Regions from separate parts of the Homo sapiens genome. Here regions 1, 2, 4 and 5 are each linked to region 3. Evidence: read pairs that join two places in POLR2A ChIA-PET (ENCODE). Cell type or tissue: CD4-positive, alpha-beta T cell. All regions are shown on one strand. Each heading gives the region's core, and the rest is flanking DNA. Links, peaks and the distances in the headings are about the cores only. Region 1 overlaps LINC01619 (long intergenic non-protein coding RNA 1619). Region 2 has its middle 62 kb from the start of BTG1-DT. Region 3 overlaps LOC107984467 (a long non-coding RNA gene). Region 4 holds the start of LOC105369904 (a long non-coding RNA gene). Region 5 overlaps BTG1-DT (BTG1 divergent transcript).

Region 1 (6,084 bases), core at 783-5,782, 270 kb before region 3:
GCTTCTTTAAGTGAATGTTTGCAGTAGAAAGATGAGACGAAGCTTCACATCTACATAGTAGGCAAAAAGGACAGTCCAAGGAGGCTGATAAAATGGTCACCAAACTGACCTAATCCAGCAGCTGCTGGATTGGGTCCAAGGCCAGAGGTCAGAAGAGAGGATGTGCCACCTGGGAAGGTGCAAAAACTTGAGAAAGACATTGGACTTTATCAGGCCAGAAAAATGGGGGTTGATCAATGCATCTCTGGAGGTACAGGGTGACCCTGGTTGAAATGGAGGTAACCTTTTGCATGCATACGTATAGAGCTCTCAGCACTCTTACCTTTACCCTCCCATATTCTAATGTGCTTTCCCCAGGGAAGAAAATGAGTAGCCGCAATGAGTATACCTGGAATTACATGTAACCCTGAAATGTCCATGGGACTATGTGGTTTGTGACTGTTTGTACAATGCCTATCAAATCAAGAAAAAGGCTGAGACTCATCGTTTGTGTTTTTCATTTGAAATCCTAATGGTTAAACTTGAACCTGGTGGTCAAACTAACACCCCAAAATATCAACCCCACATAAATCAGAGACCTGCAAGGGCACAGTAGATTCTGTATCTTCCGGCCTTCAAATCGGGGCAGCTTGTCTGATCATGAGTGCTCTACAGTATTACATTAACAGATGGGTATTTGATCTAGGTCTAAGGTCAAAGGTGGGATTTTAACATCACCCCTTCTTTCTGTAACCTGAGTCTCAACTTGCTATAATACTTCATCCTTTTTAAATGATGTGGCATGCGGCACTTTACCACCAATGCACAGCTGAGGCCTTGTCAATCTGCCTCCCTTGTATATTTCATGTTCCCAACATGAAGAGAGCACTCAATGCCAGTGAGAGCCCCTGCACACAGTAGGCACTCCCTAAATGTTGGTGATTTGAGAAGCTTATGAAAACTCTACCCTCTTGGTTCATAAATTTTGTAGGTGCTTTAGTTTAAATTAAAAATAAAAAAAGGCTTTGCATGTCATGAACACAAGGGCATTCTTTTCTGGTGCACTGATAGATGGTAGTAAAAGAAGTATTTTTTTTCTCTTTGTAACTTTATAAAAATCAGTGGCCAGACATCAAAATAAACCATATCTTTTAAAAAACTAACCTAGGCCAGGTGTAGTGGCTCACGCCTGCAATCCTAGCACTTTGGGAGGCTGAGGCAGGCAGATTGCTTGAGCCCATGAGTTTGAGACCAGTCTGGGCAACATGGCAAAACCCTGTCTGTACTAAAAATACAAAAACTGAGGTGGGAGGATCACCTGAGCCTAGGGAGGTCGAGACTGCAGTGAGCTGTGATTGCATTACTGCACTCGAGCCTGGGCGACAAAGTGAGACTCCATCTCAAGTAAAATAAAATAAACAGCCAACCTTGCACTGTGAGTCTTGCAAGAAGAAAAAATTTAAAAACTGAAAAAAAAAAAAACAACCAACGACATGAAAAAAAAACTATTCGGCACATTACTTTCTCTACACTAATTTAAGAAGGGCAAAGGCATATACATATGACTCACAAATGTATGCAGAAATCTTCCTTTTGCACCATTTCTTGAATTTTACTTTCTTCCTTCCAGTGCTAACTCTGCCCGTCCTACTCTCGCAGCAAGCACATATGTAACACACCCACACACATACACACAAGACTCTATTTTGTTCCCTTGAAATAAATTTCTAGTGAAAGTTCCCACTGAAAAAACAAACTATATTAGACCAGAGATCTGTACTCAAGGTATTGAAATATATTTTTACTCAACAATACCCTAAAAACCTTGAGCTATGAAATAGGCTACTAAGCAACCTCATTTCAATTACCTTTATCGTAACTTGATTGCCTAACATAAAGTGTTACACTAAATGACTAAGGTTAAAAATAACTTTGTCCAACTACACATTTGGATGTTTTAATTTCATTCTACACGGCAGAGTATTTTCCTATCTAAGTTGACAAGTTCAGTGTGAGTAGGTGGGAAGAATAAAAACAAAGGGATACTCATTAAGAAATGAAGGTAGGACTTTTCTCATGAAAAGAGAAGGGCAAAAATACCTTTCAGAGCCAAAGAATCATAGCCAGCATTTTGATAAAGGACAAACTTTGATCTGCATTGATGAATCTGAGAGATCTTCTGGGAGAGATGCCATAGATTATTACAACAAATTATTAGCAGATTCACAAGGCTATAATCACTATCCGTATCCATGGTACCCAGTTTCAAATTAACATGGTTATTTTACTTGTGTTCCCAAATTTAACATTAGGGAATTTTTGGTTGTGGGTCTGTTATCACTAGAAAAATAGATATATTGGTGCTGAAGATAATTTTGAGATAATTAGACAAGACAGTTTAGCATTTACAAGAACAAGTTTGGCAGTTGAAGAATCTATTTATATGACTTAAAAAGAAAAAAAAGGTGTCATGGCACCTGTGGTAAATGTTTGCTTTGGATAAAATTTCTAGATCTGCATGAAACCTCACATAATATCACTATTGCTTTTCAAAGCATAGTTCCTTACTTTTTTTTTCTCATTCATTCCATTCCTCTTTCCCCCACAAGCTTATCCCACCATTTTTAATCAAGTGGCCAGAATTATCTGGTTATTTTTAATTGGGAGCTTTGACAGGGATTCTTTCTTAAACCCAGAGATTTCTGCCTCCTTTTTAGCTTTGCTAAGACTCTCAAGAGTGGGAGAGAATCATATCTGATAGTGATATGGACCCAACATTAACATGCCAAAAGTATTCAATTTTTATGCAGCAAAAGGAAGACAACTTAGACTAGATAGCTACAGCAAATTTCAAAATGGAAGGCGACATTCTTACTTCTCAGGCTGGGGAGCATGGGTGGGGTAGAATTCATGGTGAAATGTATTTGAGAAAGTACCTTTTCATCCATCTTTGATAAGGAAAGTGAAACCAGAGAAATATTCATTTTTATGTCTTAACACCAGGGACTTTCTGTAATGCAGGAATAGGCCAGATACTTGCCAGCACCTTAAAAAAAGTTAAGTGTTCCATGCTGTTTAAGTGACTGAATGATAAAGTTAATGTACCCTTGCTTTTCTCTTCAGTCATATATACAAAAGACCAGGGGCTCTAAATGATAACAAGTCTTTGTACTGTAATCTCAGATTTGGTAAGGAATAGGTGTTTGAGATAACTGAATTTCCCAGGTATTTATATATCAACAAGAAAACTTTTTGTTTTCAACACTTGTCTGTTAGCTTGCCTAGCCATATGTCCTGCCAAAACATTGAGTGCCTTGCTGAACCTGTTCATTATACTGAACATCAATTCTTATTCTATATTTATTGATATACAGTTTTTTTAAAAAATCAGACTTATATTTTGAAGTTCAGGTCTTCTTATAAGCCTGTTTATTATGATTTGCAATTATCTCTAAAAGGGAGAAGAAGGTGTGTGGGGACAGGGCGGAAACTCTGCTGAATTTTCCAGAAATCAAAGTTGTGGTGACTCCTATGGCATGCAATAACCAGAAAACAAATAAAAAGTGGTCAGGAAAATAACTGCCAAAAATCAGGTTGGTTGACATTATAATAGAGTACCCAAGAATGCCAAATTATAATTATATATTTGGGGAGAGATAAGTCTCAAAGGATTTTGGAATTCACTCAACTGTTTGAATGGAATGTTCTTTCCCCAGATATCTCCTGAGCTGTTTCTCTGGTCTCCAAGTTTCTGCTTAAATGTCACCTTATCAGTTGAGGCCTTCCCTGACTATTTTACTTAAAATAGTTCCACTCCAGCAATTCCCTCCCTCCCTCTCTCCTTTTTCAGACAAGATCATGCACAATTTTGCACAACTCCAGGAAGTAACACTCACAGAACTAACACAGCAGCTCTGATCGTCAGCACCTGTCACCATCTAACACAGCATACATATTCTTTGCTTATTTACCTCTCTGAGGGCAGGGATTTTTGTTTGGTTCACTGCTATATCTCCAAGTGCCCAGAACAATACTGGGTGCATAGTAGGTGCCAAATAAATATTTATAAATGAACAATCTGTTAATCTAATTTTGGCATCTTCTAAAGCTCTGGTCTAAGAGTTGTCCCTGACTTTCATATCTTCCTGTCTAATGGGAAAATCAGACATGAATGCAAACAATTACAATGCAACAGGATCAGAAAAGAAACCAATGCTTGGGGAGGTGATATGTATTGGTTAGAAGCTAGTGCTTGATCTTACACAAATCTGGATGCTAGCTCCAAATCAGCCCATAGCTGTGTGACCTTGGGCAAGTGATATAACATCTCTGTATCATAATATTCTCAAATGACAGATGACTATAACAACAAATGTCTACATTTACAGGCTTGTGATGAGGAGTCAGTGAGGGGATGCACAAAGGTACTTAGCACAGTCCTGACACTCAGGAAGGCTGCAGGAAGTGCCTGAGGCATCAGGACAGAATTTTACAGAAGCAGAGCAGCAGAACAGGGGGTTGAAAGCTGCCTAGTGGCACTGGGATGGCTTGCCAGGAAGAGGCACGAATGAAGGAAAAATTGTCCTCAATATGCACAGAGTTAAATGTCACATTGACTTGTCCTGTGCTTAATGAGTGATGGGATTCCTTTTTAAAATGAGGAACAAACCTACTAGTGAAATGAATGTGTAATCAGAGTAGGCAGGAGCTTCTCCAATTGAAAATGGGTTATTAACAAGTCTTTCCACTGACCAAATCTGGCTTTAACCCACGTTATATCTTCACTGATTTGCCATTCTTTCTAAAATGGAGTGTAGAGGGGAAAAAAAAAGCAAAAAGCCCAACTGGTACTGAAATATTATGTATTGCTGTGCTGAGAAAGAAATGCCTAAAAACCACCACCACAGCCCACCAGTGCTTTGACAGCAGAGGTTTTGTTAAGCAGACCACATTGACCCTCTCAGGAAAAAAAAAAACAGTTAATTCAAGATCTGGTCCCAGATCAGGTTCCAAACGAGAACCTGAAAACTACAGGGGGAAAAAGGAGTAAGCTCCCTTTTCAATCACTATCCCTCAGTAGATCCCAAACTCATTAAGAACAGTGTTTTTAGGACAAGACTTTGTCTCTGATTCAAGAATCTTTCAAGACAGTGACACATAACCCTTAAATTGAATCAATTTCACAACGAATTGCACTGTAACTTAGGTCAATATTCTAAATGCTCTCTGGCAACTGATGTTGAGAATTTTGAGAGGAAAAGAAGTACTCAAGGCTAGGACTCAGCTATATAACACTGGCTTGACACTTGTCCCCTCTTCTTATTTTCATAACTCACTATAGAGTGACATAAACAGGCTAAAATGAAAAATAGGGGAGGAGAGAAAGGTATTATGTAAATGTGACATTATCACAATCTTTTTTGATTGATCAAGATTCTAACGCTTAGGCCTAATAATAAACAGGCAATCCTTAGTAAGCTTATGAGTCAGTGATGGGGATATGACTCAGATTTTACTTTAAGGATGAAAAACCCATAGCAAATTGGGCAGGGATGTACTATATTACCAACCCCTAAATCATAACTAGTCGAAAGGCAACGGTTTCTTCTGGAGACAATTTGCTTCATGTTTAAAGTAACCACTGCCGCATGTTTAGGAAGCAAAAATAAAAGTTATAAAAGGAGAGGGAAAACAACTTATTTCTAATTTGAGGCCTGGCTCCACAGCCATATTTCTGAATCAAACATTAAGCGTCCCAAAACGGAATTTTCTGCGGTGGCAAAAATGTTCTAGCTCTTGATCAGGGTGTAGATTATATGGGTGTGCAAAATTCCCTGAACTCTTTGCATTTGATTATACAGATTTTTACATCAACTTAAAGAAAATAATTTAAGTGGCCCATACTTTGAAAGTTATTGTCCAGGAGGTACGTATACTCAAAATGTAAACCTAAAATGAAACTATTTTTTAAATCCTATTTAGGCTGGGCGCAGTGGCTCACACTTGTAATCCCAGCACTTTGGGAGGCTGAGAGGCAGGTGGATCACTTGAGGTCAGGAGTTCGAGACCAGCCTGACCAACATGGTGAAACCCGTCTCTACTAAA
Region 2 (6,084 bases), core at 789-5,788, 190 kb before region 3:
TAATTAAATAATATGGAATATCAGAACAATGGTGATTAGTTTCTTAGGGCTACCATGGCAAATTACGGCAAACTTGCTGACTTAAAATCATAAATTTGTTCTCTTAAAAGTCCAGAAGCCAGAAGTTGAAAATCAAGGCTTTGGGAGAGTCACATTGTCTCCAAAGCCTTCAGGAAAGAATCCTTCCTTGCCACCTCTTGCTTCTGGTGGCTGGAGGCTTTCCTTGACTTGGGGCAGTATAACACCAATTTCTCTCATTGTCTGACATTGCCCTTTTCCCTGCCTCTCTGTATCTCTCACATCTTCTCTGTCTTTCTCTTATAAGGACATCAGTCACTGGATTTAGGCTGGACCCTAAATCCAGGATCGTCTCACCTGGAAATCCTTAACTATATCTGCAAAGACCCCTTTTCCAGATAAGTTCACATTTACAGGTCAGTTCCTGGTGGAAGCATCTTTTAAAGGGCCACTATTCAATGTACATTTGATTCTCATGCAGAAGTGATTTTGCCTTCTAGAGTTTATCCAGCTTGGAAACATTTTTGATTGTCACTATTTGGGTGGATGGTGGTAATGACATGTAGGGGACCAAGGTAGGGCTACTGCTCAGCATCTTACAATGCCACAGGACAGTCCCTCACAACAAAGGATTATCTGATTCATGATGTCACTGGTGGTTGAGAAACTCTGCTTTAGACATATGACTATTGTAATATACAATCTCGCTAATGCACTGTTCACAGCTAATACAAATGCAAACTAAATACTGAGACTGATCTTATAGAATTGACTATCACTTAGGGGAGTCATTATGACATAATTTAATAAATAACCCATTGAAATTAATAGAAGTGTCATGAAGCAGAATAATTACCTAATTATTTCACACTTGTAAAGTCTTATAGTCCCCCAAAAGCTTACACTGTTATTTCTGTAAGCTTAAAAGTCATATTTTTCACATTTTAATCTTTCTGAAATTTGAAATGAATATAACGTATACATTTAATGTGTACATTTGATGTGGCATTGATTCTTACTTTGCTTTAAAAACTGGCCCAGGCACGGTGACTCATGCCTGTAATCCCAACACTAACTTTTCTTTGTTTCTTGACCTTGAAATTCTTGAAGATTGTGTGCCAATTACTTTTTAGGGTTCCCTTCAGCTGGGGTTTGTCTGATGTCTCCTCATATTTAGTATAGGTTATGCATTTTGGCAGGAATGTCACTAAGTGGCATTGTGTTCTTGTTGCATCACCTCAAGAGGCATATGATGTCACTTTGTCCTTATGTTGGTGATATTAGCTTTGGTCAGTTACAGTGCTGTCTGCCAGGTTTATCTACTGAAGAGTTACTATATTTTACTTTGTAATCAATAATTAATTTGCAAGGAGATACTTTGAAACTATGTAAATATCCTGTTCCTCATTAAAATTTTACCACTAGTTTTAGCATCCATTGATGATTTCTAACTTTGTGGCCGCTTCTCTATATAGTAGTTGACACTGTGCTGTCAGGAAGAGCTGTCCTTTCTCCCTCATTTACTTACTCAACCCTTTGTTCATGGTATTATACAGTGGTGGATTCTCTGAATGTTTGCATTGGTCAAGATGATCCTAATGGACACTAAAGTTTGGAACCACCATTTGAATGAAGAAAGTGATGTCCAAAGAGGTCAATTAACTTATTCAAGGTCATCTAATTAGTGGAGGACTAAACCCCTCTCTCCAAAATTCATGTCTGTATGTTCTTCATGCAGTAATCCCCAGATCTGAAGAGTGGGCACCTATTGATTATCTAAATGTGAATCACCTGAGAAACTTGTTAAAATGCAGCTTCCAGGTCTCATCTCCAGAGATTCTGATTCAATGCCTCCGGTATAAGGCCTTGAGATTTGTATAGAAAAGGGAAACAACTCATAAAGCACTTTTTATCTACTTACCTCAGTACTTTTTAGAAGGTAAATATAAATTGTGATGTTATATCTTTGTTTTTAAGATAGCATGTATAATAAGCACTATCAATTTAATAAGTTATTTTTATATTTATTTGTTTGTTTGTTTATTTATTTATTTTGAGACATTGTCCCACTTTTTCACCCAGGCTAGAATGCAGTGGCACAATCATGGCTCACTGTAGCCTCAACCTCCAGGCTCAAGCAATCCTCCTGCCTCAGCCTCCAGAGTAGCTGCAACTACAGGCACCCTCCACCACACCTGGCTAATTTCTGTATTTTTTGTAGAGATGGGGTTTTGCCATGTTTTCCAGGCAGGTCTTCAACCCTGAGATCAAGCACTCCCAAAATGCTGGGATTTTTATAGGCATGAGCCACCACACCCAGCTTTATTTACTTTTTAACTTTTGTGGAAGGCAATCAACACAGTTACTATCAGAAGATGAGTTCATGCACCTAAAAGGAGGGACAGCAAAGGCATTAAATGCAGCTTTCAGGGAAGTCCTTTGTAAATGCCCTGGAGTAGAAGTCGCGTACTTTAATGTGCATAAAAATTACATTGAGACCTTGTTAAATGCAGATTCTGATTCAGCAAGTCTGGAATGAGTAAGAGTCTGCATTTCTAACAAGTTCCTAGGATCCTACTGTTCTGAGCATGACACTTTGAAAAGCAATGCTTAGGCGGGGCGTGGTGGCTCACGCCTGTAATCCTAGCACTCTGGGAGACAGAGGCAGGCAGATCACGAGGTCAGGAGATGGAGACCATCCTGGCTAACATGGCGAAACCCCGTCTCTACTAAAAATACAAAAAAATAGCCGGGCGTGGTGGCGGGCGCCTGTAGTCCCAGCTACTCGGAAGGCTGAGACAGGAGAATGGGGTGAACCCGGGAGGCGGAGCTTGCAGTGAGCCGAGACCGTGCCACTGCACTCCAGCCTGGGCGACAGAGCAAGACTCCGTCTCAAAAAAAAAAAAAAAAAAAAAAAAGAAAAGAAAAGAAAAGCAATGCTTAGTCAACAGCAGGCATCTTCAGACCTGCTGCCCATTTTTGTAAAGTTTTATTGGAACACCTAGTCGTGTCCGTTTGTTTACATGTTCTCTGTGGCAAAGTTGAGTAGTTGCAACAAAGGCTATTTAGTCCACACATCTTAAATGTTTATTAACTGACCCTTTTGTAGAAAAAGTCTGAAGACCTCTGGTCTAGAGTGATTACTATCACAGAAATCTGCAATCAGAATGTGTTAAGTTTGCGTTTGGACTTTGCCACATTTGTCTTTGTGCCTTGTCAGTCAGCTTCTCTGAATCACAGTTTCCTGTCTGTGGGGAGAGGATAAGAATAGCACATGCTTTATAGAGCTGTTGAAGGATTAAGCAAAACAATACCAGTAAGGAGCTTAGCACACAAATATAAGTGTGCTTCAGATACTTGGGGACCGTGTATAAAGTTTATATCCCAGCCGGGTGCAGTGGTTTATGCCCATAATCTCAGCACTTTGGGAGGTTGAGGTGGGAGGATTACTTGAGCCCAGGAGTTCGAGGTCAGCCTGGGCAACAAGATTCTGTCTCTACAAAATATAAAAAATTAACTGGGTGTCGTTGTGTGCACCTGTAGTCCCAGCTACTCGAGAGGCTGAGGTTGGGGGATCGCTTGTGCCTGGGAGTTTAAGGGTGCAGTGGGCCATGATCGCACCACTCACTATGGCATGGGCATGGGTGACAGCAAGACACTGTCTCAATAAATAAGTAAATAATACAAAATGCAATAAAAGCTGCCTAGAATGCATTTTTTTTTAAAGTCTGCATTCCTAGGCTTCACTTGTGAAGATTCAATTCAGGAGGTCTGGGGTGGGGCCTGAGAATCTGTTTTTGAAACATGTTTTCCAGAAGTTTTTTTTTTGTTTTGTTTTTTTGAGACAGGGTCTCACTGTGTCACCCAGGCTCAAGTGCAGTGAAGTGATCTTGGCTCACTGCAACCTCTGCCTCCTGGGCTCAAGCGATCCTCCCACCTCAGCCTCCTGAGTAGCTGGGTCTACAGGTAGGAGCCACCATGCCTGGCTAATTTTTGTACTTTTTGTAGAGATGGGATTTTGCCATGTTAGCCAGGCTAGTCTTGAACTCCTGGCCTCAAGTGATCCACCCACCTTGGCCTCCCAAAGTGCTGGGATTACAGGTGTGAGCCACTGCACCCGGCCAGAAACATGCTTCCCAGAGGATTCAGATGCAAGTGATCCACAGGGCCAAGTATTGAGGGAAATGTTTAGCAACTTCTCTTGTTCACTTCATGTTCACGCCCCCATCCCATTCTGCTTCCTTCCTTCCACCCTCTCTTCACTATCTGTATCATCCTCAGGAAGGGCTGCTGGGCCTTGCTGCTCTGCATTTCTCTGGCTCCAGGTGCTCCACTCAACCAGCCCTATGCCTAAATTTGTTCTCCAGCTTGTCCGCAGGACTCCAGTTTTAGACTTTGATCCTAAATTAACAATACCTCTGAGTGGACATATTACTTACTTCATGCTCAGAACTGCTTTTGAATGATTAGGTTTTCTCTCCTTTGCAGATCTGTTATTGCCCTCCCTTGATCCCATTTTAAAACAGTGTTCTGCAAGTCAACCTGGCTATGGCCTAAACTCATATTTCGGATGGAGTCCGACCATCATTTAGATGGTAGAAACTAGAATAGACCACTGAGTGTGGGTAAATGGTTTTTACTGCTATTGTCAGAGGATAGTTGATGGAGCAACTGATATCTGGTGCACAGGTGCTCTGAGAAGGTTATTATGGTTTCTGAACATGTGGCTCTTTCCTTTGAAAGTACTGTGCCCTAGAAATAGTAAGTTCAAAGTTTTTTGAAAACCAGTGTGATTCATATCCCGCCTCACAATATATAGTCACTAATATAACAGACGACTTTGCAAAAGATTTCTCAACTGCCTACTTACTCCCCCATGTGCCTACACACACATATACAACAGCAACAAACCCTTACTAATTTGAGTGAATTTTATTTCTGAAGAAAGAAAGCTATAAATGAGCCTGAGCAACATAGCAAGACTCTATCTCTGCAAAAAATACAAAAATGAGCTCTCCGTAGTGGTGTGCACCTATAGTCCCAGCTACTCAGAAGGCTGAGGCAGGGGGATCACTTGAGCCCAGGAGTTCATGGGTGCAGGGTGCAGTGAGCTATGATTGTATCACTGTACTCCAGCCTAGGTGACAAAGCAAGATCCTGCCTCAAAGAAATAAAAAAAATAAAGCTACAAAATAAATATTGAAAGCCTGAATATCACCAGTTTAAACCCCAGGATTTCTTAAGAATATTTTTTTGACCTGTCAAGAATTCAGTGGTGTCTAGTAATTTTCATTTTGTACCAGTAATTAGCTTAGTAGTTAACAAAACCAGACTCTGAATCTTTTCGAGTAGCCTCAAATTGCCCTTTGACACCTCAATTACTGGAGGAATAAAAGGTGTCATTTCTGAAGACGTGAAGAGTATTAGAGTTCATTTCTGATCTAATTAAAAGTCACATTTTAATATCTTTTTTACAGTTCAAAATTTCTAGTCTAGCGCTACCTATGACCCTTGATTAACACTATTCTCAGAGTGTGATTTTTTCCTCAATATAAGCAAGAAATATCTAGCTTGATGAGAGTCTAAGATATTTTGCAAATGCTTTTAGTTTTTTTTCTATGTAAGGTAAAGGAAAAAGAAGAGTCATATTTATCTAATTTTCTTTCTTTTTTGGTAGAGACAGGGTCTTGCCATGTTGCCCAGGCTGATCTGGAACTCCTGAACCCAAGTGATCTGCTTGCCTCGGCCTCCCAAAGTGCTGGGAGTACAGGCGTGAGCCACTGCATCTGGTCCAATATTTGGCTTATTTTATATCTAGTCCTACATACTGACATTTCTTTAGTTTAAGAAATTGAAGCCCTGACTATACATACAAACTATTTTGATTGAAATTCACTTAAGCCGAAATAGTTGCATTTGGTTGATTTTTATATTTTATTATTCCTTTTTGGCACAAAATGTAGTTGTTCAACTTTTTTATTTTTTTCACTTCTTAGCAGCATGTTGAATTTTAAGATACTCTCTTCCTTCGTTGCCTGTTTGTGCCCATTTTCTCACCTCATTCTA
Region 3 (6,084 bases), core at 315-5,314:
CTTCTTTCTGCGCCTGTCTCTCTCTGATTCTGTGTGTCACTTCTTATAAATACACCAATTATTGGATTAGAGCCTTCTCTATTCCAATACTGCCTCAATTTAACTAATTACATCTGCAAAGACCCTATTTTCAAATAAAGTTCTGAGTGGGCATGAATTTTGCCAGAAATGATGGCAAACATTTTTTCCTGTATTCACCATTCACAACTTGCCATTGGACCACTTGACAATGCAAACTGCCTATCTAGTAATGTCAGGGCAGCTAACAAAGTATCTTTTCCCTACATATGTCAAGGCCCGAAATTTCCAGCCTCACATTTTTCCTTCTTTGGATCAGGCTTCTTTAGATGTAAAATTGCTCCCTGACTTGGTCACATGTTAAAGTGTTATTCCTTATCAATATCTTAGTTTTCACTAATGTGATGAAGCTGAAGCACTCAATCATTCAAGTGGCCCAGAAAAAAGAAAATGCTAGTCAATTTGGATAGCCAGTTACTTGGTGCCTTGCTACTCAAGGTGCAGCCAGCCCAGGGGTCATCAGCATCAGAGACTGCTAGAACTGCAGAATCTTCCCAGGGTATATGCAAACTTACTATATCAGGATCTGCATTATATCTCCATCCCCCAAGATATCCACATGCCCATTAAAGTTGAAAACTGCTGCTCTAGTAAAGCCTTTATAAAGTTGGGCTGGGGGAAAGTGTGAAGGGGGCTTTAGCTGGGATATGCATAGAGCCTAGGTCATTGGATAGGACACCAAGGCCAGTTGAGGTTCTAGAGGGTGAATAAGGGCACCCAGGAAATCTTGAGATGAAACAGAGAAAGAGAGAGAAATGTGCAACAATAACTACTTGGAAAGGACACAGTCTAGGTGCTTTATTTTGTGCAGATTGTTTCTTTTAATGTTACAACAACCCAATGAGTTGGGTGCTATAACCAGCACTATTTTACAGACAAGAATGCTTAGGCAGAGAGGTTTAGTCAATATAAGGGTGGGCATTTCAGCCTGGAGAGTAGGACCCCAGAGCCCTGTTTCTTAACCACTATGCTCTCCTGACTACCAGAGAGTACAAGTAGATGCTAAAACATAAGCAAACTAACTACTTTAACACTTAATTTTAGTTCATATGCCTGTTTGAACTTGTTTTTCAGGTCACATTATTCTGAAGAAGATATGAATAAGCCTGGCATTCATCTGTTTCCTTCATTTGAATCAAGTCAGTCAGTTGCTCATGGAACTCAACCTCGAGTCTCTCAGATCCCCAGCCCAACCATGGGCTGTGAGACCTGAGTGCCTCTTTCACATCCAACAACATATAAATGACAACGACATATGACCAGACCATCCTGAGCCTGGTGTCTCTCCTCATAGGCCTGCCTTTCATGAGCATGCCTGGGGAGAGATGACTAATGCTGTTTCTCCAGTTTTGTCCTCTTCTGGGTCATGGGAATGATTTATTCTTACTCAGCAAACCAGTAATTGTGTGTTATATGTGAGTGGTAAGATTCTTAAGGAGATGTGGAATCTGACTGCCTGATGTGATTCTCAAATGGCCCCAACATTTTACACAATTGTTTGTAATTAAATAAAACCCAAATTACATTTGGGATGAGAAATGTATTTTTTAACTTCTTTTGTGTTTGGAAGGACAAGCAATTACCATGGCTGTTTCTGATTCATTTACACTTAGCTCCTAAAAATATTGCCCTCAGGAAGGATGGCTGTTTGTTTGCCATGTCAAGAACATTTTATTTGGTTTCCTTTTAGAGAAAAAATCCACATGCAGCCAATTTTAAACTGACTAGAGTGTCTCAAAGATGTTTGGAAATTTCAAAACTCTGTTTTGCCCCAAACACCTTCACAACCTAAGTGGGGCTCTGGAGAGAGATGCAAAGGAGATGGAATGTGGAGTCTCACGAAGAGAAGGTGCAGAAATCAGAAAAATACAGTGAAACTCAGAGAAACTCATGATTTCTATTAAAATGTTTATATTTGTTCATCTTGTATTGCTATAAATAAATGCCTGAGACAGGATAACTTATAAAGAAAAGAGGTTTAACTACCTCATGGTTCCATAGGCTCTACAGGAAGCATGGCTGGGGAGGCCTCAGGAAACTTACAATCATGGAAGAAGGTGAAGGGGAAGCAGGCACATCTTCACATGGCAAGAGCAGGAGGAAGAGACGGAGGGCCAGGTGCCACACACTTTTAAACAACCAGATCTCATGAGAGCTCTATCACATTAACAATACCCAAGAGATGGTGCTAAACCATTCATTAAGTACCACCCCCATGATCCAATCACCTCCCACCAGGCCCCACCTCCAACACTGAGGATTACAATTAAACAAGAGATTTAGGTGGAGACACAGATCCAAACCATATCAATGTTCATATTTTCTGAGGACTGATTTTTAAGTTGCATCTGAATTATACTTAATTTTAGTGATTATCAGTACTCTTATCATATAATATACATATACAATTATGGACTTTTTTTAACAGACGTTAATCACTGTGCATTGGTCTTGGCCTACAGAGTACAGGAAAAAAAATAACTGCATTGATACGACATCTTACTAGTTTATTTGATCCTGACTTTGGGGTTGAAATAGGGTAACTATTATTATCCTCTTTTACAGGTGGGAAAATTGAGCCTCAGAAAGGATACGTGACTTCCCCTTGATTACACAACAAATATATAGCAAAATCAGAACTGGAAGCTAGTTGTCCTTAACTCTCAGGAGAGTTTTCTCCCCCATGGCACCCACACATTGGCAGGCAGGTTGGAAAAAGAGGCTGGAGAAACTTGAACATGTAAGATTTGTCAATGTAAAGTTATCACCTTAAATACTTAGCATTAATTAACTGAACTCATTACTGCAATAATCTATAACGCCTTCATAGAAATCTTGATGACTTGCAACAAATAAACCAACTGGGTTCTGTAATCTCTAAAATGTCAGCTGCAGTGTATTTCACAAGACAGTAAGAACTGCAGATAAATAATTGTCTGTGGCTAGATGACACCCATCAAGTTCAAAGAGGGTAGAGCTTGCAGGAAGGTAATGTTCCCTCCTCTCTAAATCTCAGAACCATGTGGTTGTTTCTCTTATTTCTTTGTTTCTTTTCTAAGCAGAGAACCTAGAACATCCTGCTATTGTGATCAAAGACTACAGCTGGTCAAGTACCTTCATTACAGATTCCCCGCTAACTTAGCATAAGGTTTTATGTTTATCCGGCTAGGAGTTAGGCTGTGGTTTTACCATTTGCTGTAGCTGTGGTATCAGGGGCTAAAATTTCCTGTGCCCTTGCTTTCGTCTCCCCTGTTGTGCTTGAATTTTCCTAGAGACTCCTGACATAGGGACTGAGGCTTGCAATTCTTTGAGCTGTAATCCCTTGTTATTTACTTGGAGCATCGTTGCTGTGTTGGTACTGTGTCGGGGGAGAGAAAGAATTCTACAGCCCTGTGATTAGATCTGTCTTTCAGTGAGCCTGAGTTGGGTATTTCCCTTTCCCAGGTCGATGAGGCCCCTGGTAAAACCCCCGTGGGATGGGTTCTTGTAAAGTATTTTCCCTTGAAGGAAATCCTTCTTAAGGAGAACAGAGAGCTCTGGGCTTATTCCAACACGGCTATTTCTCCGCCCCAACCCCTCAACCCCAAAGGGAAAGAGGAGAGGATTTTTCTTCAGGTTCCATAGTGGAAACCTGATGTTACTCCTGGAGGTACAACTCAGGAAGGTATGGGGAGGCCCCTGTGATTGGGCCCGCTGGGAGTTTTTAAGTCTCAAACTTGTCCACACACAGCTTACAGCAGTTTGTTAATTACTGCTCAGTTTCCTGGCTTCTGCTCCTGGTAAACTGAAATTCTCTGTATCCATCCGTCTGACTCCCCTGTTCTCTGGGAGGCAGTTTGGCCTGTGATCTCAATTTTCCGAAGGTTCTAAGAAGAGTTTCCAGTTTTCAGTTTGTTCAGTTTTTTTTTTTCTTTTGTAGATAAGGGTGACAACTTCCAAGCTGTTCACTTGTCAGATCTGGAAACTAGAAGAGCGCTCAGTTTTTGTATACATTTCTTTTTCCCTGGCTTCTCCTGAGCCTGAAATCTTTCCAAATGGTAGTTGTGGTCCCAAGTCCAAGAAGTGATAAGAAAAACAATGGGAATTAAGATTTTAGATAGAACAAATGGAGTGAACTGCAAGGCAGGGCCCCAACTTTGTAACTGCGTCTCTCTTCTCAAGGTGTTCTGAATCCAAACAGGTCCATTGAGGGCAGCCCTGTCCTTCCAAAGCCCACTGCTGAATTTGGGTGATGCTAGTAACACAGAACAGTCTCTTATGCTCAGGTCAGGCACATTTACACACAGGCCAATTCTTTAGGGCTGACTCTTGGAAACGCAATTGAATTGTTCTGTGTTGTAGATATTTGGGTACAAAACACATTTGCTCCACATTCTCGAGTGTGACATTCGCAGATCAGTGAGTACCAGTGAAAAGGAAGAAGCATGACACACAGAAGTTTCAGAAAAAGGATGCTGGGTTTTAGGCAAAGCAGCAGAAAGGGAGCACTACGAAAGGCCCTGAGTTTACCAACAGCCACCTAGGCCTCTACACAAAGAGCCGGGAGAGAAGAGAAAAAGAGGACAGAGTGGCAGAAAGAAGACATTCTAGTCCTCTTCAGCCTTATTTTGGTATCTAAAGGATGAAAAATGAGAGGAGTGAACCTACTTCTTTAAGGAAGTTCTTCTCAAACTTTCATTGTGCCTCCAAATCACATGGGAAACCACGTAAAAATGCACATTCAAATTCAGTGGGTTGGGTGCAGGGCTCAAGATTCTGCATTTCTTTATTTCTTTCTTTCTTTTTAATAGAAATGAGGTCTTACTGTGTTGCCCAGGCTGGTCTGGAACTCCTGAGCTTAAGCAATCCTCCCACCTTGGCCTCCCAAAGTGCTGGGATTACAGGCTTGAGCCACTGCACTCAACCAGATTCTGCATTTCTAACAAGCACTCAGGTGATGTTGACAGCACTGGTGCTCAGACCACACTTTGAGGAGCAAGGGTCTAACAGACCTTCCAAAGGGGCATTTCTTAACTCTCGCTCTATGCTCACCTCTGAAATAACAGCAGCCACAGCCACTCACTTTGTTCCCTAAAAACAGCATGTGTATTCTTAGCCCAAGGTGATCTGCCTTCTGGGACAGCTGTTGGCCTCTTCTCCATGTCTGTAAGTCCTCGGCTTTCTTTTCTAAGCCCAATCCAAGTCTCTGTCCTTCATGAAAACTCCTCCACGACTTGGGGTCTTTGTAATCAGTGGCTCCTTTGGACTTCTGTACCTTTGTTGGGCTTAGCATTTTTACAAGCATCGGTTGCTACTGACCTTTTAAATTTGTCTCCTAACTAGATTTTAAGCCTCTTGAATACAGGACACACACACACAGAGTACGCCTTGTCACTGTTTCATTCCTCAGGCCAAAAACAGAGCCCTGCTCATTAGAAGATTGTGCAGTGTAGTGAAAACAGCCCAGGGAGATATGATTTCAATTCTCAGCTCCATCACGCAACAGCTACTGGACCCTACATGGAGTATTGCTCCTTCAGTCTTCATGGTAATGGTGGTGATGGTGGTGGCGGTGGTGATGGTGATGGTGGTGGTAGTGGTGGTGGTGTGCAGGTAGAATGTTTATACTTCACAGGGTTGTTGAGAGGAATGAAGAAAATAAAGTTAGCCAAGTGGCAAACCTAGCGCCTGGCACAGAGTCAGAATCAGCCCTCAGCACATTTAAGTCTTCTCTCCTCCAATTTCTTTTGCTTTTCTCCTTAATATGGGTTGTGAGGGTACATCCTCATCCTGACAGTCTCTCCTTGAAAAATATTATATCAAGTGTGACAATATTGGAAGATTTTCTTCCATCTCATTTAAAGGGCCCACAGATATTCAAAAGAAGAGTCCCTACATCATTAAAAAAAAAATACTCAGACTCATAGCTCAGAGTAGCAACACACATATCAATTTCTGATCTGATCAGGAAAAAGGGATATTTTAAGTCAGTGTAATCAAACCACATGAAACCAATTTTCCATGTGT
Region 4 (6,084 bases), core at 321-5,320, 110 kb after region 3:
CTGGGATTTTCCCTGTTTGCAGCCTGAATCCCACATGAATGTTCTTTCTCTTCCGTCATTCGTTTTTCCTGCGTTCAGCATCCTCTTCTCACTTCTCCCTCACAGTTATCTCTCCCTTGGAGAGAGTAATCTGGACCCTTGGGTGACAGTCATATGTGGCTTTCACGAGCTGCTGGAATTAACTAAAACTCACTCTTTCCCAATAAATCTCCCCTGAGCCGACACACAGCAGCTGCGAATTCCCAGCATGGGCCTGGACAAAATGCTAAGAAAAACTGGCTGTGTTCCTGAATCTTGCTCGTCATTGGTCCCCAAGAATCCTGGACATTGACACCCAGATATTCCAAAACGATTTGTGCTTTTCCAAGCTCGGCTCTTTACTTAACCTGCCTTGAAGATTTGGCACTATAATTTCCCAGAAGTGCAGGCTGGGCTTGTTTTGAGAAAAGGTGAAATGGACAAGAGACAGAGTTCAGAAAATAGTGATTAAATACAAACAGCACCAGCTATTAAGCAAGAGTCAAGGCCAGGAAATGCAAATAAAATTGCCGAGGGTTGTTTAGACAGTGGCCACTCAGAAGGAGAGGTAATATTTGGTTGTAAAGTGAGGCCACAGACATCTTTTCTGATTTAATGAATTTGTGATAGTTTACTTCTTTTCCCAGCTTTCATTTCATTTGTGGGGCGATGGCTGGGGGATGTAGGGGATATGGAAAGTTGAGCACAAGTGCACGAAGTATTTACTGGCTAAAGATGCCTATGCTTCTGCCAAGATTGTGTTTATTTGTTAAAAATATACTTCATTGTGTTGTTACAAAACTAAATCTGTCCCCAGCCCCCATGGAGACAGGGCGATTTGGTTTCAGGGTGAGGTGCCAGCTAGTGCTTTCAGGGGCATTAATGTGCCAGCTGCTCCTCCAGTATTCATTTTATTTGCAGTCCCTAGGCTGGTTTTACACTTTGTGTTTTTTTGTAAGGAAATCAGGATTAGAGAGCCTTTTGTCACTGATGGGGAGGGGGAGAGAAGTATCCCCTTTGAGCTCCATACACAGGGGCAGCCTAACGGGCAAGGCTCAAAGCTTTGATTTACTTCTCATTCGCTAACATTTTCAAAAAGAAAGGATCCACCGCGTCAAGCTGTTCTGTTGGAAGCTTGTAAGGCAGTAGATTTGGGAACTGGAGTTTCCAGAATGCAATCTGCAGCCACCAGGCCAGGGTTACCTTTAAGCTCCATGCAGATTAAACATGCCCAGCCTGGGCAAGAGGCATCTGTAGAAAGGAACCCCTCAATATCAAACAGCGAAAGGCATTATTGGGTGGTCCCTGTTTAAGGGCTGAAGAGAGTGAGTGGATTCCTATTGATTTTTATGAAGTTAATTCTTTTTACCCACTTAGAAATGCCAAACTGCTACTAGGGTCCAAAGTCCCTTCACTGGCCAGCTCGTCCCAGTGCAGTGACCAGTGACCTGCTGGAACCACTCCAGCGAGAGTCTCCTCTGCTGAACAAATCACCCAGCCTCCAAAAGAAAGAAGAAGCTGCTTTTAGTGAGCAACTCCTCTTAAAATGGAATTGCTAAACACACACTCACGCATACACACACACGTACACACATCATCATGCAATTTTTTGGTGGATGTTTGTGACAGGAAGAAATTACTAACAAAATTTCCCCAATAATACTTCCCTCTTTATTTTATTATTATTATTATTATTATTATTTTGAGACAGAGTCCTGCTCTGTCACCTGGGCTGGAGTGCAGTGGCAGAATCACAGCTCACTGCAACCTCTGCCTCCCAAGCTCAAGTGATCCTCCCACCTCGGCCTCCCAACTGGCTGGGACTACAAGCACACATCACCATGCCCAGCTAATTTTTGTGTTTTTTGTAGAGGTGAGGTTTCAGTGTGTTGTTCAGACTGGTCTTGAACTCCTGCACTCAAGCGATCTGCCCACCTCAGCCTCCCATAGTGCTGGGATTACAGGCATGAGCTACTGCACCCAGCCCCTCTCTTTTATTTTTAAGGGCAGAAAAAGACGAAGTGAGAAAGGAGCCTCCCTTATCCTCCTCCTCTTTCCCCTCGCAGTCCAGCATCAAAACACTCATTCTTAGGATGGAGCAGGGGTGGAAAAGTGCAGGAACATTAGGCCTTGTCTGTGTATTGGCTCCGTTAGGAGCTATTGTTGCTCAGCAGCTGTTCCTCTTGCTTCTTAGGAAGCCCTGCCTGCAAGTGGGCTGGGGAACCAGTGTGACACTGGCAGCTGGGGGAAGTGGGGAGGAACATCGAATATTTTTTCACCATGAGAAAGATGGGCTTTGTTTCTCAAAAAAGAACAGAGATCCTGTTTCTGGGTAGCTGTTATCAGAAACTGGTTTTAATAAATACAGTTGGAGAGTGAAAGTAAGAGTGTGTGTGTGTGTGTGCGCGTGCGTGTGTGTTTTGGGGGCGGGGGATAGAAGAGAAAGAGAACATAAAGTCACAACCTACTCAACCTTTAATCCTTTTTTTAAGGTAGGAAAAGCTGAAAAATTTCAGCCAAATGAAAAGCATAAAGTGGTTGAGAAAGGCTTTATGACTAAGAGAGGATTGCAATGGAAAATACGTAAAAAGAGAAGTTAAACCAGCTGGCTTATTTAATTTTGACTCCCCACTCCCCCTTTCACTTTTTTTTTTACCTTCAGCCTAAACTAGGGAAAAATGTACTGTGTAAATATTCAGTGTTTTTCTTAGTTTTTATCCCTAACAAAATTTTTTACAGGACTTAGTTTAGTGAATCTCCAGAGACTGGGTGTGAACGTGACTTTTCACCCCTGGGTCACGGGTCACTTCCTGCTTCTTCTTGTAAGTAAAAGCTCTTACTATTCCATGGGTCTGGCTGTACCCAGAAGTGGGGGTAGGGGTGAGGGATGGGAGGGTGGAGTGGGGGATGGGGGAAAACTCAATGCCTATTCATTTCTCACATTATTTTATTGTCAGGAACATTTCTCCTCCCATACTAAAGAGCTAAATGTCAAACTTCTATTCCAAAGTACATGAATAAATTAATACATTCCTAGTGTATGAATTTATTCATGCATTCAATAAACATCATCGAAGCACTGTCAATGTACTAGGCATTGTGTTAAGCACTGGGAAAACAAAGATAACTAAAATATATTCCCTGTCTTCTACATCTTCAAACAAACAGGAGAGACAGATTCTAGAACAGTAATTACAGCAATTACAGTAAGTACTGTGAAAAAAAAAGAGCAAAAAACATGTAACTCTGCCCAGGAAGGGCAACGAAGACTTCCAGGAGGTGGTGGTATTGGAATTGATTTTTGTGAGCTAAGTAGGAACAACCAGAAGGCCAGGAAGAGGAATGGCATTTCAGACAGAGGGAGTGGCCATGGAAAAACCTTGTTTTCACTTTGGGTAACGAGCAGTCTTTAATGTTTTACTCTGACTAGGGTTCTGGGAACTTAGGACAAAAAAAAAAAAAGGTGGGATAGGATAGAATTGGCCCATGAAGTTTAGAGTTGAAACCAAGGATCCCCAAAAGGCAACATCCAGAGATAAAAATACACTTAATCCCTAGTGGAAAATAACACCTACACATCATCCTAAGGGCACCAAGTAAAAAGAAAAAAAAAAATGCAGCAACTGGAGGCAGCACAAGTTTGGAGCTGTGAGGAGGGAAGTCTGGAGCTGTTAGGAAGAAGCCCTGGCACAGAGCTATAAGGGACTTTTAGAGGTACCGTAAGGCCCATCTGGGGTGGGGCACTGCAGTGTTAAAGACGCAGAACCTGTTCAGGCAAGAGTGGAAGCAAGAGGACGCATACCACAGTCTGGAATTGACAGTCATCCTGACAGATGCCCTGACAATTGAAAAAGATGGTAGAAAAGGGGGAGTCAGGGGCTACATCCTCAGGAGCCTTGAACATCATCTTCCCAGCAGGGATTTCCCAAGGGTAACATGGGTACCACTGGTAAGAACCAATGTGTCATTACATGGTACACAAACAATGTTTTAAAGACTTGTAGTAGATATGTACTGATTTTCTAGTTTTATACAAACTAGAAAAAATGTGTAACTAACACGAAATCTGCAATTACACAGATAGGAAGATTGCTTAAGAAGAAGCTAATATAAAAGCACCATGGTGAGTTGATCTTTTTTAAAAAAAATAAGAATATACCAAAAGAGGTGCTACACAAATATAGCAAAAATTGAGAAGGTAGTCTATAAATGACCGAAATTTGAAAATAGTGGCAGTAGGCAGTGGAGAATCTCTGAAAAGTGTAAGCATTGGACTCTATTTTGTAATGTTGCTCTTTTGGGGAAGGGGAGACTAAAGATACCGATTAAGGGAGGTTGTATTTATTGTCCAGAACCACAACGGACTCTGCATAGTTTTCAGGTTCATATTTCAAGATAAACTCTAATTTCAATCCTGAAGTACTTGGACAAGTCTTTAAGAACCTCTTTTTACTAATTTGAAATGTCCATAGCTTTATTTTCATCTTAAGTAACTTAGTGTGTATATTTACATGAATAATTTTATTAGAAACGTGCAGTGCTCAAAATGATTTTTATGGTGTAGGATAGTAGGGGAAAAAGCTATTGAATGTTGGATAGATCTGTGTCTTTGTAACAATTTGGTCAATCTGATTTACATAGACCCTAGTGTCTCATTTTGTGCTTAGGTCTGGTACATTTTCTATTAACCATGTTTTTTTATTTTCTGTAGTTCATGATGCTTTGACATCTTGGGGCATCTTGCAGACCAGGGATGGACTGCCCCTCCCAGGTTTGGCTAATTCCTGGAGATACTAAACAACTCGGCTTAGAACACATCTTTTATATGCAAGACAACAAATCCAGGCTCCATACCCTCATCTCATCCTTTTATCAGGCTCCTCCAGCACAGAACATTATCCTCCTGCTCTAAGTCACCCAGAGCCAGGTACTGGACAATTAGAGACCACTCTTGTAGCTCAGAGCCTGTCCAAAGGGTCCAAACTCTTCAATCCGAAACCTCAGCTCAGCTGCTTACCCTGCCTCGCCAATTCCTTCCCATAAAACCCTAAATAAAGGCTGTTGCCCCAGCTTTCCCCTCAATCTTTCTGCCCTCAAAGCAATCCTGGTGCTTCCCCATATGCTCCATTCTCTTGGCAACTATAAATAACAAATTCTTCTTTCAAGGAAGTTGTCTATGTGTCTATCACCTTACCATACCTAGTTTAAACAAAAATCCTAGGTATAGTTTAAAACATATTAAGGGCAGGGCATGGTGGCTCACACCTGTAATCCCAGCACTTTGGGAGGCTGAGGTGGGGGGATCACGAGGTCAGGAGTTTGAGACCAGCCTGGCCAATATGGCAAAACGTCAACTCTGCTAAAAAAAAAACAACAAAAATTATCTGGGCATGGTGGCAAGCGCCTGTAGTCCCAGCTACTCGGGAGGCTAAGGCAGAAGGATCACTTGAACCCGGGAGGCAGAAGTTGCAGTGAACTGAGATCGTGCCACTGCACTCCAGCCTTGGTGATGGAGTGGACTCCATCTCAAAAAAAAAAAAACACACACACACAAAAACACCATACTAAGGAAACTCAATTTGTAAAAATTTGTTAGATAAATGAATGAATGAATATCTTCACTCACTTAAAACATGTCTCTCTATGACCTTATTAAAAGTGTTCTTATGTGATTAAAAGCTGTTTACATTAGCTATCTATGGTCATCATTCTCTCATGCAATCAAGCTCAGAATTTGTGAGAAATTTGGGCTCAGAGTAAATTACACATCGCAAAAACAATACAAAGAAACTATGGCCTGCAAGGCAGTGTTGTTCCTTGGTTTCAGGAAGACATCCAAAGAGGAATTTTCCCTGGCCAATACACCCATTTTGCTGTCTTCCTGTGTGAGGTATTATTTTTATATGCCAGGGTGGTTAACTGCTCTAACAAATAACCATAAATTTCAATTGCATAAGAGAATAAAATTTATTTCTTAATCACTAAAATCCAGTGCAGGTGTTCATAGTTGGACAGCTCTCCTGGCTGTCTGCATGACTCACGAATCAGTAATTCTTTCATCTTGTG
Region 5 (6,084 bases), core at 650-5,649, 240 kb before region 3:
TACTATGCCATTTTATATTAAGGACTGGGGCATCTTTGAATTTTGGTATCCTTGGAGGTCAGGGACCCAATTCTCTGAGGATACCCAGGGAGAGCTGTATTCACAATCTGATGTGGTTGAATGTTGTTGGGTCGAAGAAAACAATTCCCCAAAATATGACACTTTGCCATACTGACTGCTTTGGAAATTGAAAGTCCTGAAAAATTAGCCTCAGAACCACGGTCTCTCTGTGACCTTTCTCCTTTCTCCCTGCCTCTCATATCCTCTTTCCCAAAGCACCAAGAGAGACTCTGGAATGTCCTTATCTGACTAAGAGAGCTTAAGTGCAGTTGTCTTAATACTCCCTTCCAAGAAATCTGGTCAAATAACCAGGAAAGAGCAACCACCAGAGAAGAGCAGAGACTGGAGTTACTATGCTAAGACAGATTTTTCATCTATTCTTCTGAGTGCAGCTCCAAGAAATTACCTGGGGGACTCTATCTGTGAAATATGACAATGGTTGTTCTTGCCCAGCTCCACTCCTCACCTTCCCATAATGTCTGCCTTCAGCCTCCCTAATCTATCCATTCTCCCTAATGACTTAATACCTATCACAACAATTATATACATTCCCCATCTCCCCTTGAAAAAGGGTATATAAGTGTCTGAATCTGTGATATTCTGAAATATACATGTGGTTTCCCTCCTGCTTCCTGGCATACAACCCCTAAAATCCTTGGAATCTCCAAAGTTCTTTCTTTTTGTATGCTAAAGTAGACTGATAGCTTCAGAGTAAGACTGGTCACCTGAAAGCCAAAAGCATGATTAGAGGGTTGGGACTTTCAGCCCTACCTTCCAACTTCCACCAAGAGGAAAGGGGCTGAAGGTCCACTTGCTCACCAGTGGCCAATGGGTTAATCAATCATGCTTATGTAATGAGGCCGCCATAGAAACCCAAAAGGACAGGGTTCAAAGAGCTTCCAGATAGCTGAACATACGGAGTTTCCTGGAGGGTGGTGGGCCCAACGAGGAAATGGAAATTCCATGCGGGTATACCTCACCCGCCTAGAGAGGAGGTCTTCGGAATCCCAACTTGAAGCCAGTAGACCAGAAGTTCCAGAGGCCTGCTTCTTGATGAATAGATAATGAAGAGAAAAAAAAAAAGGAAGAAAGAAAAAGAAGTTCCAGAGGCCTGCTTCTTGATGCATAGATAATGAAGAGAAAAAAAAAAAAGGAAGAAAGAAAAAGAAGTTCCAGAGGCCTGAGCTTGCTACTGGTGTTTGGGGTGGTGGGCAGTTTTGGGGTCTGAGCCCTCAACATGTGGGATCTGACATGATCTCCAGGTAGATAGTACTGGAATTGAATTGGAGGACACCCTTTTGTGTTCACTGCAGAAGTGATTGGTTGGTTGGTGGTGGAGAGAAATTCCCACATATTTTGGGGTCACAGAAGTCTTCTGTGTTGATTGTTATTGTGTTGGCTTAAGAGCAGAGAAAAAACATGGTTTCAGAATTTTTTCTGAAACAGTACCACACTGGGTATTAGGGCAATTACTCTGTGATTTCCTCCCCATGCATATTAATAAGTTTGCATACCTAGTCTCCTGTTCTACCTGTTGCCAAATTTTCAGTGAACCTTCAGAGGGCAAAGTGAAAGTTTTCCCTTTGGCCCTAAAATATGAAAGCAAAGCATCCTTTTATTAGCATTAAAGCATGCGTTAAAAACATTCCATATTTGCATGGTTTTTATTTAAACCTTTCATCAAGCAAAATGTAGAAAATATTATCTTCTGAAAGCCAATTTGAATTTTAACTGTAATGCTGATCATCAAACTCAAAGAATGGTTGCCATGTGTTTTTTTGTTGTCGTTTGTTTTTAATGTCTGACCCTACTGCTTATTTCACAAGTAGATTTAAAAAATGAAACAGTAGTAAAAGATAAACCATTAGAGTACTCAAGGAATGGTTCTTTTCTTGGTTTTCTCCCTTGTAGAAACAAAGCTGTCTGTACACTATTTAGATGATGGGAGATTGTAATAGTTAAGAGAACTTCTATCTTTATACTCAAAAAGTTCTATCCTTAGTCCCTTTGAACAGATGATGTTCTTGCCTTTTTTTAAGGAGCTTTATTGAGATATATTTTACATATTATAAAATCCTCCCATTTCAAGTGTGCAATTCAAGGATTTTTAATTTACTGAGTTATGCACCATTACTATAATCAGTTTCAGAACATTTTCATAACCTCTGATACAATTTCACCTTGCCCCCTGCCCCCACCGCCGCCCACCTCCACACCCACCTCGCCCCCAGGAAACTGCTAGTCTATTTTCTGTCTCTATAGATTTGCTTTTTCTGGTAATTTCATATAAATAAAGTCATATAATAAGTGGTCTCTTGTGTCTGACCTATTTTGCTTAGCACAATGTTTTTGAGATTCATCCATGTTTATCATGTATCAATAATTCACTATTTATTTACTTATCTATTTTGCAGTTGTATCTTCCTAGAATTTTCTCCTGAGAAAAATTATCTATCAGGAAAGCTTAATTTTATAGTTGCATGGCAGGCTGACCTCGACAGACTTTTGAAGAGTATTTCCACTTCTTTCCATGGCCTTTCCCTTTCAAACATTCTTCTCTCTTATCTAATGCCTTCAAGATGTCATTTCTTTATGGCTTAACCTAGGCAGTCCCCTCCTAGCCCCTTACCTGATGCAGAATTAATCGTGCTCACTTGTGGTGCCTAGCATATTTCAAACACCCACACCCCAACATCCAACTGCACAAGGAATAAGTTAACTGAATGAGAGGGAAAGTTTCTTCCTCAAGACACTCACTTCCTAGTATCCTCAGGAGAGGGAGAGACACACATTTCAGGTTGGAAAGAGAGTAATGAGCGGACTGTGGTTACATCGTCCAAGGACAAATATTCGCCAGATAATTTAGCCAAGAGGATTTAACTAAACAGTTAAGCTCTTAACGGAAGCTTTATTTAGGCTAATTCTAACAAACACGATCAGCAGACAAGTTCTTTTTAAAGAAAGTTCTCTTTCATCTGACTAAAAAGAAGGAACACATTTAAACCAAAACAGGAACTACTCTGGCAATATATGTGTGCAAAAATAAGCACCCTATGGGGCTCTTTTTAAATTAGCCAGAGTGCACAGAGAAATCTTTGAAAAGAAAACTCTGGGGGAAAAACATTTTTCTTGATTTCATAAACACTCATTGTTTAATCATCTGAAGAAAAGGCAAACTTATGATTAAATTCCCCCTCCTCCTAAACTGATGAACTCTTAGTTCACCTCCTCTCCCCAGCCTGATGTACTTAAGGAGGCAGGAGAAGTAACTTGAAAACCAGCCTACCAGAGAAGCAAGAAGTGGCCTAGGAGGTCCTAGCCTCAAACTGGATGCACACACATAAGGCTGCGCCTTGCAGGTCTGGCACAGAAAATAGTGTTGTCAAGTTGCAGCCATAGTATATTAATATGCTATTTACATTTCATAAGCAGTGGATAACTGGCTTCAGTTTATTTTGCTAACTTAAAAAAAACCATTAACTTCTAGGACATCACACCTAACCCTTTCCTCTCCCCCATGAGCAAGACAGTCATAGAATTTCAATCAGGACCCTTAGAACCTCTGAGACCAGCTGTAGCTTCCATCCTTACCAATTGTTCAGATATGGCCAAAGAAGTGCTATTTATATGCTTTTCTGGACTTAATCTGATGAGAAGAATGAGTCTTAAACAGAATCAAGATACAATTATGTGGCTTATGTGGCCGGGTGCAGTGGCTCACCCCTGTAATCCCAGCACTTTGGGAGGCTGAGGCAGGAGGATTGCTTGAGCCCAGGAATTTGAGACCAGCCTGGACAACATAGTGAGATCTTATCTCTAAAAACAAAAACAAAAACAAAAACAAAAAACTTGAGGTGACTAAATATGAAGCAAATACTTTTTTGATCCTCCTACCTCAGCCCCCTCAAGTAGCTGGGACTACAGGCATATGCCATCATGCCCAGCTAATTTTTGTATTTTTAATAGAAATGGGGTTTCACCATGTTACCCAGGCTATGAAGCAAATACTTTACAGATTTAAAAATAAACAAAAAGGCTAATAAGCTGTGTAAATAAGATAGGAAGAAATTTTACAAGAAATGTGGGTTTGGAGAGCATTGCTATAAATAAACAATAAATTTATTTTTGAGCTTCCTGATATCAATTAAGAAAAAAGAAATGCAATAAAGCATATGGCCTTCTCTTAAAAAAAAAAAAAAGAAAAAAGAAACTATCAAAAGAAAAACACATATTAGCATTACACTCGAGTTAGTGGATCACTTCATAATTAGATCTTGATAGAAGGAACAACTTCACATAATTTTGTAAGACATTCATGCTTCAGGTTGCTCAGTTTTTTTTTTTTTTGTTGTTGTTGTTGTTTTTGAGATGGAGTCTCGCTCTGTCACCCAGGCTGGAGTGCAGTGGTGCAATCTCGGCTCACTGCAACCTCTGCCTCCCAGGTTCAATTCTCCTCTCTCAGCCTCCCAAGTAGCTGGGAGTACAGGCGCACACTACCATGCCCGGCTAATTTTTGTATTTTTAGTAGAGACAGGGTTTCACTATGTTGGTCAGGCTGGTCTCAAACTCCTGACCATAGGTGATCTACCTGCCTCGGCCTCCCAAAGTGCTGGGATTACAGGCGTGAGCCACCGTGCCGGCCCAGGTCACTCACTCTTAATTTGACTCTCCCAATAACTACTGAGTACAAGTTTACTGCAAAATGTCTGATGTGTAAGTGTTCTAGTTGTTAATAAATACATTCCATGAATTTGACTGTCTGCTATGTATCAGGTACTGGCTAAGCACTGGAGCTACATCCGCTTACAGAAAAAATCTGTCCTACACTTTATGGAATCTAGTAGAAAGACAAAACTAAGCAAATAGCATAAACAAGTACATATTTGCTATTCTGAAAACTGCTATGGGAGAAAAATAGAGCAGCTATGAAAGTGTAACCTAGATAGGGACAGGGCAGAGGGACCTCACAGAAGTCTTTCCTAAAACAGTGATTTTTACTGAAGGATGAGTTGGAATTAACCTGGATGGAGGGTGGCAGAATAAGAGCTGCTGTTGAGACTAAGAAAACAAGTGTTCAAAGGGGACAGAGGTATGTTCAGAGCAGAAGTTTTTGATCTCTTAGTGAAGAGAATAAAACGAGAGACACCAAAGATAAGGCTGGAAAACTATGTGAGATCAGAATCTGAGGCACCTTGTGATTGTATTTAAGATATTCATCATATCTAAAGAATGAGGAAGAAGTTATCCAAGAGTTCTAAACCAAGGAATGACATGATCAAATTTGCCTGTTAAAAGTTACACTCACTCGGCAGGGCGTGGTGGCTCATGCCTGTAATCCCAGCACTTTGGGAGGCTGAGGCAGACTGATCACTTGAGGTCAGGAGTTTAAGACCAGCCTGGCCAACATGGTGAAACCCTGTCTCTAGTAAAAACAAAAAATTAGTGCATGCCTGTAATCCCAGCTACTCAGGAGGCTGAGGCAGGAGAATCGCTTCAACCCGGGAGGCAGAGGTTGCAGTGAGCCGAGATTGTGCCACTGCCCTCCATCCTGGGTGACAGTGCAAGACTCTGTCTCAAAAACAAACAAACAAACAAAAACACTCATTAAGCACCAGGGGCAATGGGGACAAAGCATTCTAATGTTATGAAAATTTGAAGGTGAAGATCTGTCCCTTATTTGCTTTTCAGGAGAGATATGAGAAGATCTATAAGTAAGACTGGATCCCTTAAGAATGCAAGGCTGCATCCCTTTAGATCTGCTCAAATATTCAATAACACTGTACTTGAAGCCCCAGAAATCTAGATCAGTAATGGTCAAAACTTGTTCTATAAAGGGCCAGGCAGTACATACTTTTTGACTTTGTGGACCAGAGGAGCTTTGTCACAACTATTCAATTCTGAAAATTTTTTTACATTTAAATTTTGTCAATGTTTATATATCTAGAGGGTACAAATACAGATTTCTTACATATAGATATTGCATAATGGTGAAGTCTAGGCTTCTAGTGTGCCCATCACCTGAGT

Evidence for each region. Peaks named below come from ENCODE experiments on the same cell type or tissue, not always from the same donor. Only the 100,000 strongest peaks of a DNase experiment are listed, where the experiment ranks them.
Region 1: POLR2A ChIA-PET joins it to region 3 with 10 read pairs; 23 of 35 experiments call an interaction of 5 or more read pairs at or near these places.
Region 2: POLR2A ChIA-PET joins it to region 3 with 11 read pairs; 5 of 35 experiments call an interaction of 5 or more read pairs at or near these places.
Region 4: POLR2A ChIA-PET joins it to region 3 with 24 read pairs; 7 of 35 experiments call an interaction of 5 or more read pairs at or near these places.
Region 5: POLR2A ChIA-PET joins it to region 3 with 13 read pairs; 23 of 35 experiments call an interaction of 5 or more read pairs at or near these places.

Annotation. Positions count from the first base shown.
Region 1 is chr12:92,129,570-92,135,653 of GRCh38, forward strand. All of the region lies in intron 1 of LINC01619 (long intergenic non-protein coding RNA 1619), which reads right to left. Among named protein-coding and RNA genes, the nearest start is that of LINC01619, 10 kb to the right of the region's middle. RefSeq lists enhancers at 3,029-3,098, 5,443-5,502. In CD4-positive, alpha-beta T cell, for the core only: no CTCF peak of the experiment used is centred there; DNase peaks (open chromatin) are centred at 2,912, 3,881 and 5,482; H3K4me3 peaks cover 4,529 bases; H3K27ac peaks cover 3,891 bases.
Region 2 is chr12:92,205,541-92,211,624 of GRCh38, forward strand. No RefSeq gene overlaps it. Among named protein-coding and RNA genes, the nearest start is that of BTG1-DT, 62 kb to the left of the region's middle. RefSeq lists an enhancer at 3,504-3,593. In CD4-positive, alpha-beta T cell, for the core only: no CTCF peak of the experiment used is centred there; DNase peaks (open chromatin) are centred at 3,251 and 4,801; H3K4me3 peaks cover 1,038 bases; H3K27ac peaks cover 1,816 bases.
Region 3 is chr12:92,395,697-92,401,780 of GRCh38, forward strand. It overlaps LOC107984467 (a long non-coding RNA gene), which reads left to right. Exons shown (of 3, transcript XR_001749160.2): 3 at 1,153-1,608. Among named protein-coding and RNA genes, the nearest start is that of CLLU1, 23 kb to the right of the region's middle. RefSeq lists an enhancer at 4,621-4,770. In CD4-positive, alpha-beta T cell, for the core only: no CTCF peak of the experiment used is centred there; DNase peaks (open chromatin) are centred at 3,085 and 3,495; H3K4me3 peaks cover 462 bases; H3K27ac peaks cover 5,000 bases.
Region 4 is chr12:92,503,324-92,509,407 of GRCh38, forward strand. LOC105369904 (a long non-coding RNA gene) reads left to right here and starts at 2,315. Exons shown (of 4, transcript XR_945210.3): 1 at 2,315-2,840; 2 at 4,099-4,141; 3 at 4,730-4,945. In CD4-positive, alpha-beta T cell, for the core only: no CTCF peak of the experiment used is centred there; DNase peaks (open chromatin) are centred at 1,518, 2,408 and 2,818; H3K4me3 peaks cover 967 bases; H3K27ac peaks cover 1,470 bases.
Region 5 is chr12:92,156,007-92,162,090 of GRCh38, forward strand. The region is part of intron 2 of BTG1-DT (BTG1 divergent transcript); the gene reads left to right. Among named protein-coding and RNA genes, the nearest start is that of BTG1-DT, 13 kb to the left of the region's middle. In CD4-positive, alpha-beta T cell, for the core only: no CTCF peak of the experiment used is centred there; no DNase peak of the experiment used is centred there; H3K27ac peaks cover 1,401 bases.